Linked DNA regions of Homo sapiens: region 1 is linked to region 2. Evidence: read pairs that join two places in POLR2A ChIA-PET (ENCODE). Cell type or tissue: OCI-LY7. All regions are shown on one strand. Each heading gives the region's core, and the rest is flanking DNA. Links, peaks and the distances in the headings are about the cores only.

Region 1 (5,374 bases), core at 100-5,099, 210 kb before region 2:
CCTGGAGAACCAATGCCACCTGGAGATGACCCCATTTCTGGCTTCATTCTATAAAAGCTTAAGTTTCACAAAGAAATTGTGCTGGGGTGAAAGATCCGGGGGCGTAGGTGGAGAAGATGAAAGAATAAAGGCCTTGGCTTGTTGGGGTGGGAATAAAGGCAGTAGCTAGGAGGGGAAGGGGATTCTCTAAGAATGAGGAGGTTAGAGATTGGTGATTCCTGAGCAGGTAGGGCCCTTGCTCTGCTCCCTGGAAGTGTTCTGGGTGGGAGCAAGGTGTTGCAAACTGACCTTAGCTGATCATGCCCAACTCTTAGCTTTTTTTGGTTGGGAGTGATGCCTGCCAGAGAAGCTTGACATGGTGAGGGTTTGCCTCCCTGGCAGGCCTACTCCCAGGACATAAAGAAAAGTTTCAGACTAAAATCTGCCACATGTAGGTTTGTTGCACACCCATTAGCAGGCAGGCACAAAACAGGTCCTATAACCTGTCCTGTAAGTTCTTTGAGGTCCCAGCTCTCTGTCCTTTTAGGTGCTCTGGCCACAGCATGAATGAAAGGTTTACTCACGGCAGGGACAACAATATCCCAGAGTCAGGACTCTCACCCTCACAGTCGGGATCAGGCAACTAGAGATGGAGTCTCCCTTATGTTTGTTATGCTGTTCCAAACCTGATTCACATCACAGGAGTTATCAGAAATGGGTTTTCACTGGTGAAAAGAGTTGCTTGTTAATTTGTGTAATGGATTTTAGAAAAGGGCTGTCATTGTCAAAATTTATGGCAGTCAATGACTCTGAATTACTTTGTTGTAGTCACTTTCTGAGTAGAATATTTACTAACCACTCTTGGAATGGAAATTGCTGATTAAAACACAAGCTGCACCTAGGTGTGTAAATAACTGGTGCCTACAAATGTCATCCTGTCTTTCCCAAAAGATTTAATATGCCCAAGTATTTTTTTTTTTTTTTTGAGATGGAGTCTTGCTCTGTCACCTAGGCTGGAGTGCAGTGGCACAATCTTGACTCACTGCAAGCTCCGCCTCCCGGGTTCATGCCATTCTCCTGCCTCAGCCTCCCGAGTAGCTGGGACTACAGGCGCCCACCACGACGCCCGGCTAATTTTTTGTATTTTTAGTAAAGACGGGGTTTCACTGTGTTAGCCAGGATCTCCTGACCTCGTGATCCACCCACCTTGGCCTCCCAAAGTGCTGGGATTACAGGCATGAGCCACGGTGCCCGGCCCCCAGGTATTTTTTTTAAGAAGTAGATTTATTTCTTTAAAATGCCAATTTAAAAAAAAAGCAATCTGGGAGTCCAAGACGAGGGGAATGTAAGAAAGTCTTACCGCACATCCCCTCTATGTGAGTTGCCAAAACAGAAACATGCTGGATCCTATCTAAGGTTCTAGAAGTCCCAGAAGAGCTTTCTTAAATATCCTTACCTAGAATATGCTTTCCTTGCCTTGATTCCAAGGATAGATGCCAAAGTATTTTAAGGTAAATTATAAATATAAGATTGGGGGCCCCTAAGAGGCTCCCAAGCCAGACAAAGATGCTCTGCTATACTTAGCATGTTCCAGGGGTCATGCAGACTTAGACAATAAAAATAATGAACTTAAGATCAAAAGTCTGACTAGGCACGGTGGCTCATGCCTGTAATCCCAGCACTTTGGAAGGCCAAGGCGGGCAGATCACCTGAGGTCAGGAGTTTGAGACCAGCCTGGCCAACATGGCAAAACCCTCTCTCTACTAAAAATACAAAAATTAGCCGGGCATGGTGGCTCATGTCTGTAATCCAAGCTACTTGGGAGGCTAAGGCAGGAGAACTGCTTGAACCTGGGAGACAGAGGTTTCAGGGAGCAGATGTCATACCACTGAACTCCAGCCTGGGTGACAGAGCGAGAATCCATCAAGATCAAAAGTCTTTACTGTTTCCTGAGCAGTGTGTAAACCTCCCAGACTCTTACGTGACCCTTGAGAGACAAGCTCTATAAGGACTGTGATTTAACTTCTCCATCATGGCAGGCTTGGGGGCACACTGAAGTCAATTTAGGAAATACATAGAAATGGACAACATGGCTTACACATTTGAGATCTGATTTCTACTGGCTATGCAATGTTAAATCCATTTTTTTGTTTCCTTCTTTCAAATACTTTCCACCATACTTACCCTCATGACAGACATTTACACTTCAGCCCTTAGGCTGTGAGAAGCAAAGAAGGAAAAAAATAGGCCTTGCTCTGTAGGATTTAATAGCTAACTCTTATATAACAATTACTGGCTGGGTGCGATGGCTCATGCCTGTAATCCCAACACTTTGGGAGGCCGAGGTGAGCAGATCACGAGGTCAGGAGTTGGAGACCAGCCTGACTAACATGGTGAAACCCCGTCTCTACTAAAAAAACAAAAATTAGCCAGGCATGGTGGCGCCCACCTGTAATCCCAGCTATACAGGAGGCTGAGGCAGGAGAATCGCTAGAACCCGGGAGGCGGAGGTTGCAGTGAGCTGAGGTCATGCCACTGCACTCGAACCTGGGTGACAGAGCGAGACTCCGTCTCAAACAAACAACAACAACAAAATTACTATTTACTAGTCACTGTTGTCCCACAACCCTGAAACCCTACAAGATAGGTACTATTCTTTTAATCTCTGACAGGAAAAAACTAAGGCACAACCAAGATCATGCAAGGTAATAAGAGGCAAGGTTTTGAATCTGGGAAGTCAGACTCTGGAATTCATACTCTCAGCCACACACTATATTACCTACCCAGTGTAGTGGGGGATGGATAGATAAGTAAGTAATTAAATACAATGTACAATGGTAGATGCAGAAGCTACCCTGGAAGCACAAGAAAAGAGGCCCCGTCAGCTCAGGATTTATAGAGAGGCAAGGAAAGAGGCATCTCTTGGATGAGTGACACCTGGACAGAGTTGGAAAGCATGAGTAGGTATCAGCTGCACACAAAAGGGAGGAAAGAAAACTCCAGTCAGAGAAAACAGCATGGTATCACAGAGGTATAAAATGTAAGGGGGCCAGGCACAGTGGCTCATGCCTGTAATCCCAGCACTTTGGGAGGCTGAGACGGGAGGATTGCTTGAGGTCAGGAGTTCAGGACCAGCCTGCGCAACAAACTGAGACCTTGTCTCTACAAAAAAAAAAAAAAAAAAAAAAAAATTTAAATAGCTGTGCATACTGGCAGGCACCTGGGGGCCCAGCTACTTGGGAGGCTGAGGCAGGAGGATTGCTTGAGCCCAGGAGGTTGTTGCAGTGACCCATAATTATGCCACTGTACTTCAGCTTGGGCGATAGAGTGAGACCCTCTCTCAAAACAAACAAAACATGTATATATATATACACACACACACACACACATATAATGCAAGCGGGGAGTGGTGAGAGATAGCTTGCCCACAAATATTTATGGGCCCCCTTCTTTTTTAGGCAGGTACTGTGTTTGGTGCTGGGGTAACAAATAGCAGGGATAGCACATCTAAGGAACTTGAACTTTCAAGCATTATGCTCCCTTACCCACTAAAATAATCTTAAAAACTAGCCCTAGGCAAAACACTCAACAAACCAGGAATGGAAAGGAATTTTCTCAACCTGATCAAGGTCATCTATGAAACACCCACAGCTAACATCATATTTAATGATGAAAGGCTGAATGCCCTCCCCCTAAGATCAGGAACCAGAGGAGGATGTCCACTCTCGCCATTCCTGTTCAGTACTGTGCTGGAGGTTCTAGCCAGAAACAATAGGCAAGAAAATTAAATAAAAGGCATACAGATTGGAAGGGAATTTGAAATTTTAAAATAAAGCTGTTATATCACAGTTTTGAATGTCATCCAATGGAATTTAAATATATATAGCAATTTGTTATGTACCATCATCCATTTATATAGAGAGATATATAAAGCAAAAGCACTCTTGGTACTATAATAAATTCTACATTACTCGTTTTTCTCCTTGAACTTGTCTTTCTATTCCATTTTGTTCTCACAGAAGTTTATCCTCTGCTAATTTTATGCTTGAAAGTCTTTTATCGATCATCCTTTCATACTTCTCTGCCACACAAATGTGCATTTATGTGGAAATTTAATTTGTAAAAACATTTCCTCGGACCATAATCCTTCGAAAAGTTCCTTACCTATTATTACAAGTATTATTATTGCATGATTAATCAAAGTAACATATAGCATCATTTTTCAATAAATGAAATTTTATTGCAAATGCATTTCAGTGTGATGGTATGTGATTTTTCTCAATGAGTCCTGCATCATTCTATTCCTTTTTTTTTTTTATTAAGAAAACTTACATAAAACAAGTAGATGGGAATGAAAAGGGGTTTGCTATAGCAATAGCATTCAGTTCTTTTGGAACTGTTTCCAAATAATGTGCCAAAAATCACACAACAATCATAGTCCAAACTCATTTTAATGACCCATCAGCTGACAATTCCAGGAGGTCCTTATTCAATTTTGTTGGAAACAAATAATTGGAAGCTACCTAACTTACAAAAAGATGTGTTACTTGGTCATTAAAGTTCCTTACTTTTTTAATCCAGACACCAGTATTTCAGTATATTCCTTCGAGTGGACCCCTGGGAGATTTATACACCCACTGGCAATGCACCTGAGATTCACTGGGGGAGGGAGAGAGGCGTTTGTTTTTGGTTGTTTGTTTGCTTGCTACTTTTGTCTGCTCCACCACACCTTGGAATGATAGCTCCATAAAGGCTGAGATGTTTGATTTTTGTTCACTGCTGTATCTCCAGGACATAGAAAGCTGTTGGATACCCTACCTACTTGATGCTTGATGAATGTATGTGGAATGTTATGAAAGAATGTAAAAACTACCTGTTTCTGGCTGTATGCTTTTGAGAGGTGACAGCGTGCTGGCAGTCCTCACAGCCCTCGCTTGCTCTCGGCGCTTCCTCTGCCTGGGCTCCCATTTTGGCGGCACTTGAGAAGCCCTTCAGCCCACCGCTGCACTGCGGGAGCCCCTTTGTGGGCCGGCCAAGACCGGAGCCGGCTCCCTCAGCTTGCAGGGAGGTGTGGAGGGAGAGGAGCGAGGGGGAACCGGGGCTGCACGCGGCGCTTTCGGGCCAGCTGGAGTTCCAGGTGGGCGTGGGCTTGGCGGGCCCTGCACTCGGAGCAGCCAGCCGGCCCTGCTGGCCCCGGACAATGAGGAGGGGCTTAGCACCCAGGCCAGCGGCTTCGGAGGGTGTACTGGTTCCCCCAGCAGTGCCAGCCCGCCGGCGCTGTGCTCGATTTCTCACCATGCCTTAGCTGTCTTCCTGCGGGGCAGGTCTCGGGACCAGCAGCCCGCCATGCCTGAGCCTCCCACCCCGTCCATGAGCTCCTGTGCCGCCCGAGCCT
Region 2 (5,374 bases), core at 233-5,232:
ACCCAGCTTTAACACCATGAAGACACATCTGCCAGTCCTCACAGGGTTAGCACCAACTCACCTTTCCTGGGGACACAGATGTGAGTCTGGACCTTGGAGCTCTTTCTAGCATGAAGCAAGGATTAAGAAGCCTTGGCTGCCTCTGGCTGATGGGGGTGTTTGACAGAATGGCAGAAAACCAGAATATTTAGCTGCAAAATGTATAGCTTTGCCTGTGCAGTGTCTGAATGAGACTGGACTATTTGGACAAGATGGAGAAGTCAGTGTGGCACGTGGAGGCCAGCAGCTGGCTTGGTCAAGCTGAATCTGGACTGACCCTACAGGCAGCCTCAAGACCTGGGGACTTTGAGCCGGGAGGTGATATGTTCAGATGGGATTTGGGGGATGCACACTGGCAGCAGCAAGAAAGGAGTAGGAAGCAGCTCGGAGGCAGAGGGGGAGAGCCTGGAGGTCAGTGTTAGTGATCTAAAGTAGGGATCTAAAGCAGAGGTGATGGGATGCCAAGAGCAGACTTGAGGCCCCATTTGGGAGGCAGGGCCGACACAATGTTCCATCTGTTGGGGTGCAGTAGCTGAGTGAGGTGGCAGAGGTGGAGGAATGGGCAGGTTCCTGCTTGAAATACACGGTAGAGGAAGAACAGATCTTGGGGGAAAGATAACGAACTCCATTTTGGACACTTTACTTTTAAAGAAACTGTGAACATTCCAATGTTTAATCACAGTTGCAAATAAATATGAACCTCAGGAGACGAAGGTCTGGGCTAGGGATGTGGATTTGTGCTGGAATAATCACCGATGGGTTATAGCTGACACCCGGGAACAGATAATTGTAGAATGTGGTAAGATAGTATTGATTCAGATATCAACATGAAAGAGAAGATCCAAGAGGATGAGCAGATGGAAGAAGCTGAGAGGGCCTGATAGGAGGCAGAGGAGAGTCAGCAAAGAATTGAGAGGGAGTTTCAGACTTGGTGAAAGGTTAGATCAGAAGAAAAGGGAGTCATGGTGTGTTTGTCGGGTGTTCACTGGTGACCTTGAGCTGAGCAGTCTGGCAGTAGGAGGGAAGCAGAAACCAGGTTAACTCAGGACTGGGAGGTAAGGCAGTGGGATCCAGGAGTGTGGACCGCCCTTTCTAGAAGTTTGGTGGTGAGAGAGGGAGAAGGGGTGGTCAGTTGAAGAAGCAAAGTCAAGGGAATGTGGTTCTAGCACAGAGAGGCTTCAGGAAGCATGTTGCCAAGATGAAAGAACCAGTGCCCGAGTGGAGGGGAAAGACACAGGAGGGGACTGGGCATGGAGAGGCCCCCAAGGGAGGTGTGTGGTCCGGCAGGAGAGGGCTGCCAAAATCCAGAGTCTCCTGGAGATGCCTCCAGCATGTCCTTTCAAAAACAACAACAACAACAACAACAAAAAACACAACCTATTACATAATTGTTTAAGGTAACATTCATTTTAAAAAAGTTTTAAATTTATTATATTCTAGAGATAGGGCTGGGTTGCCCAGACTGGAGTGCAGTGGCACAAACACAGTTCACTGCAGCCTCCAACTCCTAGGCTCAAGCCATCCTCCCGCCTCAGCCCCCCAAGTAGGTGGGACTACAGATGCATGCCACCATGTCCAGCTTTTTGTTTTGTTTTAATTTTTATAGATATGGGGTCTCACTATGTTACTCATCCTGATCTCGAATTCCCGGCCTCAAGTGATCCTCCCACCTCAGCCTCTTGAGTAGCTAAGACTAAAGGTGCATGCCACCACACCTGGCTAATTTTTTTTTTTTTTTCTGAAAGGTGGGGTCCAGGCCGGGCATGGTGGCTCACGCCTGTAATCCCAGCACTTTGGGAAGCCGAGGCAGGCAGATCACCTGAGGTCAGGAGTTCGAGACCAGCCTGGCCAACATGGCAAAACCCCGTCTCTACTAAGAATACAAAAATTAGCTGGGCGTTCTGGCGTGCACCTGTAGTTGTAGCTACTCAGGGAAGCTGAGGCAGGAAAATCGCTTGAACCTGGGAGGTGGAGGTTGCAGTGAGCCAAGATCACGCCACTGCACTCTAGCCTGGGCGACAGAGCAAGACTCCATCTCAAAGAAAAAAAGAAAGGAAGAAAGAAAGATGGGTCCCTATGTTGCTCAGGCTGGTCTTAAACTCTTCGCCTCAAGCGATCGTCCAGCCTCCATCTCCCAAAGCACTGGGATTGGAGGTATGCCCCTGGCCTATTTTATAATTTTTATTATTTTTTGTCTTTGTCCTGGTCTTTGCTTTTACTGTAACAGTTACATTTTGCTGGCCTTATCCTGTTGTGCAATCCCCTAAGAGGCTGCAGGAGCCTCCCCATCTCCCTCTTCCACCCTCCTGGAAACTGTTGTATTGTTTCCTTCTTGGAAAGGTAGACATATTGTTTGTTTGTGGAGCCATCTCAGCTGGGCATGACCCTCTGAGGGATCAAATATTTGGACAGAAGCCGAAGGAAATACTGGCAGATGTTTCTAACTCCTAGCTGTGGCTTTCCCTGGGGTGTGGAGGAGGGCAAGGAGAGAGTACCTTTGAAGAGCGGGAACACAGTTCCATGTGGCTTTCCTGAGCGCGCTCCAACTGCAGCGCTTACTCCGAGCTCTGCCAGCTGGGCGGCCCGCCACAGGGAGACTGGGAGCCAGGAGCCCAGAGGCCCGTGTGGTGATCTGGCTGGCTGAGGTGGAGTTGAGTTTTTGCACACTGGAGGGTGTCTCTATGACCCCTGTTCTGCCCTGAGGTCCCTCCTCTGAGCTCTGACCTGGGGCTGGGTGGGACCCGGCACTGTTCCAAGAACCCCTCATGCCTTCCAGCTACCTGGTGATGCCCTTCATGCAGACGGATCTGCAGAAGATCATGGGGATGGAGTTCAGTGAGGAGAAGATCCAGTACCTGGTGTATCAGATGCTCAAAGGCCTTAAGGTGGGTGGGGACTTGGAGGCTGGCAGAGGGGACGCCTTGCTGTCTAGACCTGAGGTTTGGGGAGGCTGGAGGGAGCGCACTGTTACAGGTCGGCCAGCCTGAAGTGCCTGGTGTGGAAGCTGGGCCATGGACTCACCCTTCTCTCTCTCCCACATAGTACATCCACTCTGCTGGGGTCGTGCACAGGGTGAGTGCTTTCTCTGCCATGGTCCTCAGAGGCCCCTGTCCCATCCCTGGGTATGGGGTTCTCTGGCAATCAAGGAGTGGGAAAGTTGGAGGGAGGGGACACTGCCCAGGAGCACAGAATGTGGAGTTTTCACACCCAGCCACGGCCCAGGAAGGCCTGCTCAAAAGAGTCACTGTGTCCCAGGGGACTTCATGGGGAATTGCTGCAGACAAAGTGAGCCCTGAGCTGAGTGTTTCAGGCTTCAAGAATCAGGAACATTTTAGAGCTGGGTGGGCCCTGAGAGAACACCTAGTCCAACCCTCATTTTACACATGAAGAAACTGAGGCCCAGAAGGGGAAGGGGCCTGGCTGAGGTCACACCCCTGGGTGGTGGTGGAGCTAGGACAAGCTCCATCTCTGCCTCAGCCTAGCATGCATTCTCTGTCCTCCCCCCAGGACCTGAAGCCAGGCAACCTGGCTGTGAATGAGGACTGTGAACTGAAGGTGAGTGGGCTGCAGGCTCAGCCCAGAGGCGGGATAGGCCCTCCCCCAGGGAAGCCCCTGGAAGCCGCTCCCAGAGCCTCCTCCCCTCAGCAAGTTCCTTTTCTATTTATCCCCTGTGCCATAGATTCTGGATTTTGGGCTGGCGCGACATGCAGACGCCGAGATGACTGGCTACGTGGTGACCCGCTGGTACCGAGCCCCCGAGGTGATCCTCAGCTGGATGCACTACAACCAGACAGGTCAGTGGTCAATGCCTGAGAGGGCGGTCCTGGGGCCATCTGGTCACTCGGTGCTGACTGACTGCTGGGCCCCAGACAGTCCAGGTGACACTCTCCCTCCCTCTGCAGTGGACATCTGGTCTGTGGGCTGTATCATGGCAGAGATGCTGACAGGGAAAACTCTGTTCAAGGGGAAAGATTGTATCCTTTGCTGGAAAAGCCAAACTCCATCTAGGGATTCCTTCCTTCAACAGACACTTTATTTAAATAACTGTCTTTTTTTTCTTAATGTGAGAGTGATACATACTCCCTGTAGAATAATTTGTAAATGCAGATAAGGCTGGACGCAGTGGTTCATGCCTGTAATCCCAGCACTTTGGGAGGCTGAGGTGGAAGGATCCTTTGAGCCCAGGAGTTTGAGACCAGATGTGGCAACATAGGGAGACCCCATCTCTAAAAAAGTTTTTTAAATTAGCCAGACATGGGCCTGGCGCAGTGGCTCATGTCTGTAATCCCAGCACTCTGGGAGGCTGAGGCGGGCAGATCATGAGGTCAGGAGATCGAGACCATCCTGGCTAACAAGGGGAAACCCCGTATCTACTAAAAATACAAAAAATTAGCCAGGCGTGGTGGCAGGCGCCTGTAGTCCCAGCTACTCAGGAGGCTGAGGCAGGAGAATGGCGTGAACCCAGGAGGTGGAGCTTGCAGTGAGCTGAGATCGCGCCACTGCACTCCAGCCTGGGTGACAGAGCAAGACTCTGTCTCAAAAAAAAGAAAAAGAAAAATCCCAGCTACTTGAGAGGCTGAGGTGGGAGGGTTGAGCCTGGGAGGTTGAGGCTGCAGTGAGCTATGATTGTGCCACTGTACTCCAGCCTGGGTGACAGAGGGAGACCCTAACTCAAAAAAAAAAAAAAAAAAAACAAAATGTTGGGTGGGCATGGTGGCTCACACCTATAATCCCAGCACTTTGGGAGGCCATGGCAGGCGGATCACCTGAGATTAGGAGTTCGAGACCAGCCTGGCCAACGTGGTCAAACCCCATCTCTACCAAAAAATACAAAAATTAGCCGGGTGTGGTTCACGCCTGTAATCCCAGCTACTCGGGAGGCTGAGGCAGGAAAATCGCTTGAACCCAGGAGGTGGAGGTTGCAGTGAGCCAAGACTGTGCCACTGCACTCCAGCCTGAGTGACAGAGTGAGACCCTGTCTCAAAAAAAAAAAAAAAAAAAAAATGTAGATAAGCAAAATGATGAAAAATTCTACCACTACGTGGAAAATACATTTTGGCACGGCACACATTAACTGAGTACCTGTGTGTGCAGGGCAGGCCTTTGGTGAGAAGACGAGGAAACAGAAAAGAGTCACTGGGATGAAGGCTGAGAAGTCCACATCCATTTGTTGGGTAGGGACCCCCCTCAGCCTGGCACGTTGGAAAGCTCTCCAGAGCCCTGAGCCCTGAAGAATAAGCCTCCTCCTGAGAGCAGGAGGTGGTTAGGCAGGGCTGGAGCCTGGATGATCAGTTGCCATGGTGCCCGGGTGAAGTGATGGTGGGGTCGCAGGAAG

The links. Peaks named below come from ENCODE experiments on the same cell type or tissue, not always from the same donor. Only the 100,000 strongest peaks of a DNase experiment are listed, where the experiment ranks them.
Region 1: POLR2A ChIA-PET joins it to region 2 with 5 read pairs; 3 of 35 experiments call an interaction of 5 or more read pairs at or near these places.

Annotation. Positions count from the first base shown.
Region 1 is chr6:35,926,213-35,931,586 of GRCh38, forward strand. No RefSeq gene overlaps it. Among named protein-coding and RNA genes, the nearest start is that of SRPK1, 7.8 kb to the left of the region's middle. RefSeq lists an enhancer at 5,150-5,374. In OCI-LY7, for the core only: no CTCF peak of the experiment used is centred there; no DNase peak of the experiment used is centred there.
Region 2 is chr6:36,132,938-36,138,311 of GRCh38, forward strand. It overlaps MAPK13 (mitogen-activated protein kinase 13), which reads left to right. Exons shown (of 12, transcript NM_002754.5): 4 at 2,816-2,924; 5 at 3,082-3,111; 6 at 3,547-3,594; 7 at 3,719-3,833; 8 at 3,942-4,013. Among named protein-coding and RNA genes, the nearest start is that of MAPK13, 5.1 kb to the left of the region's middle. In OCI-LY7, for the core only: no CTCF peak of the experiment used is centred there; a DNase peak (open chromatin) is centred at 3,304.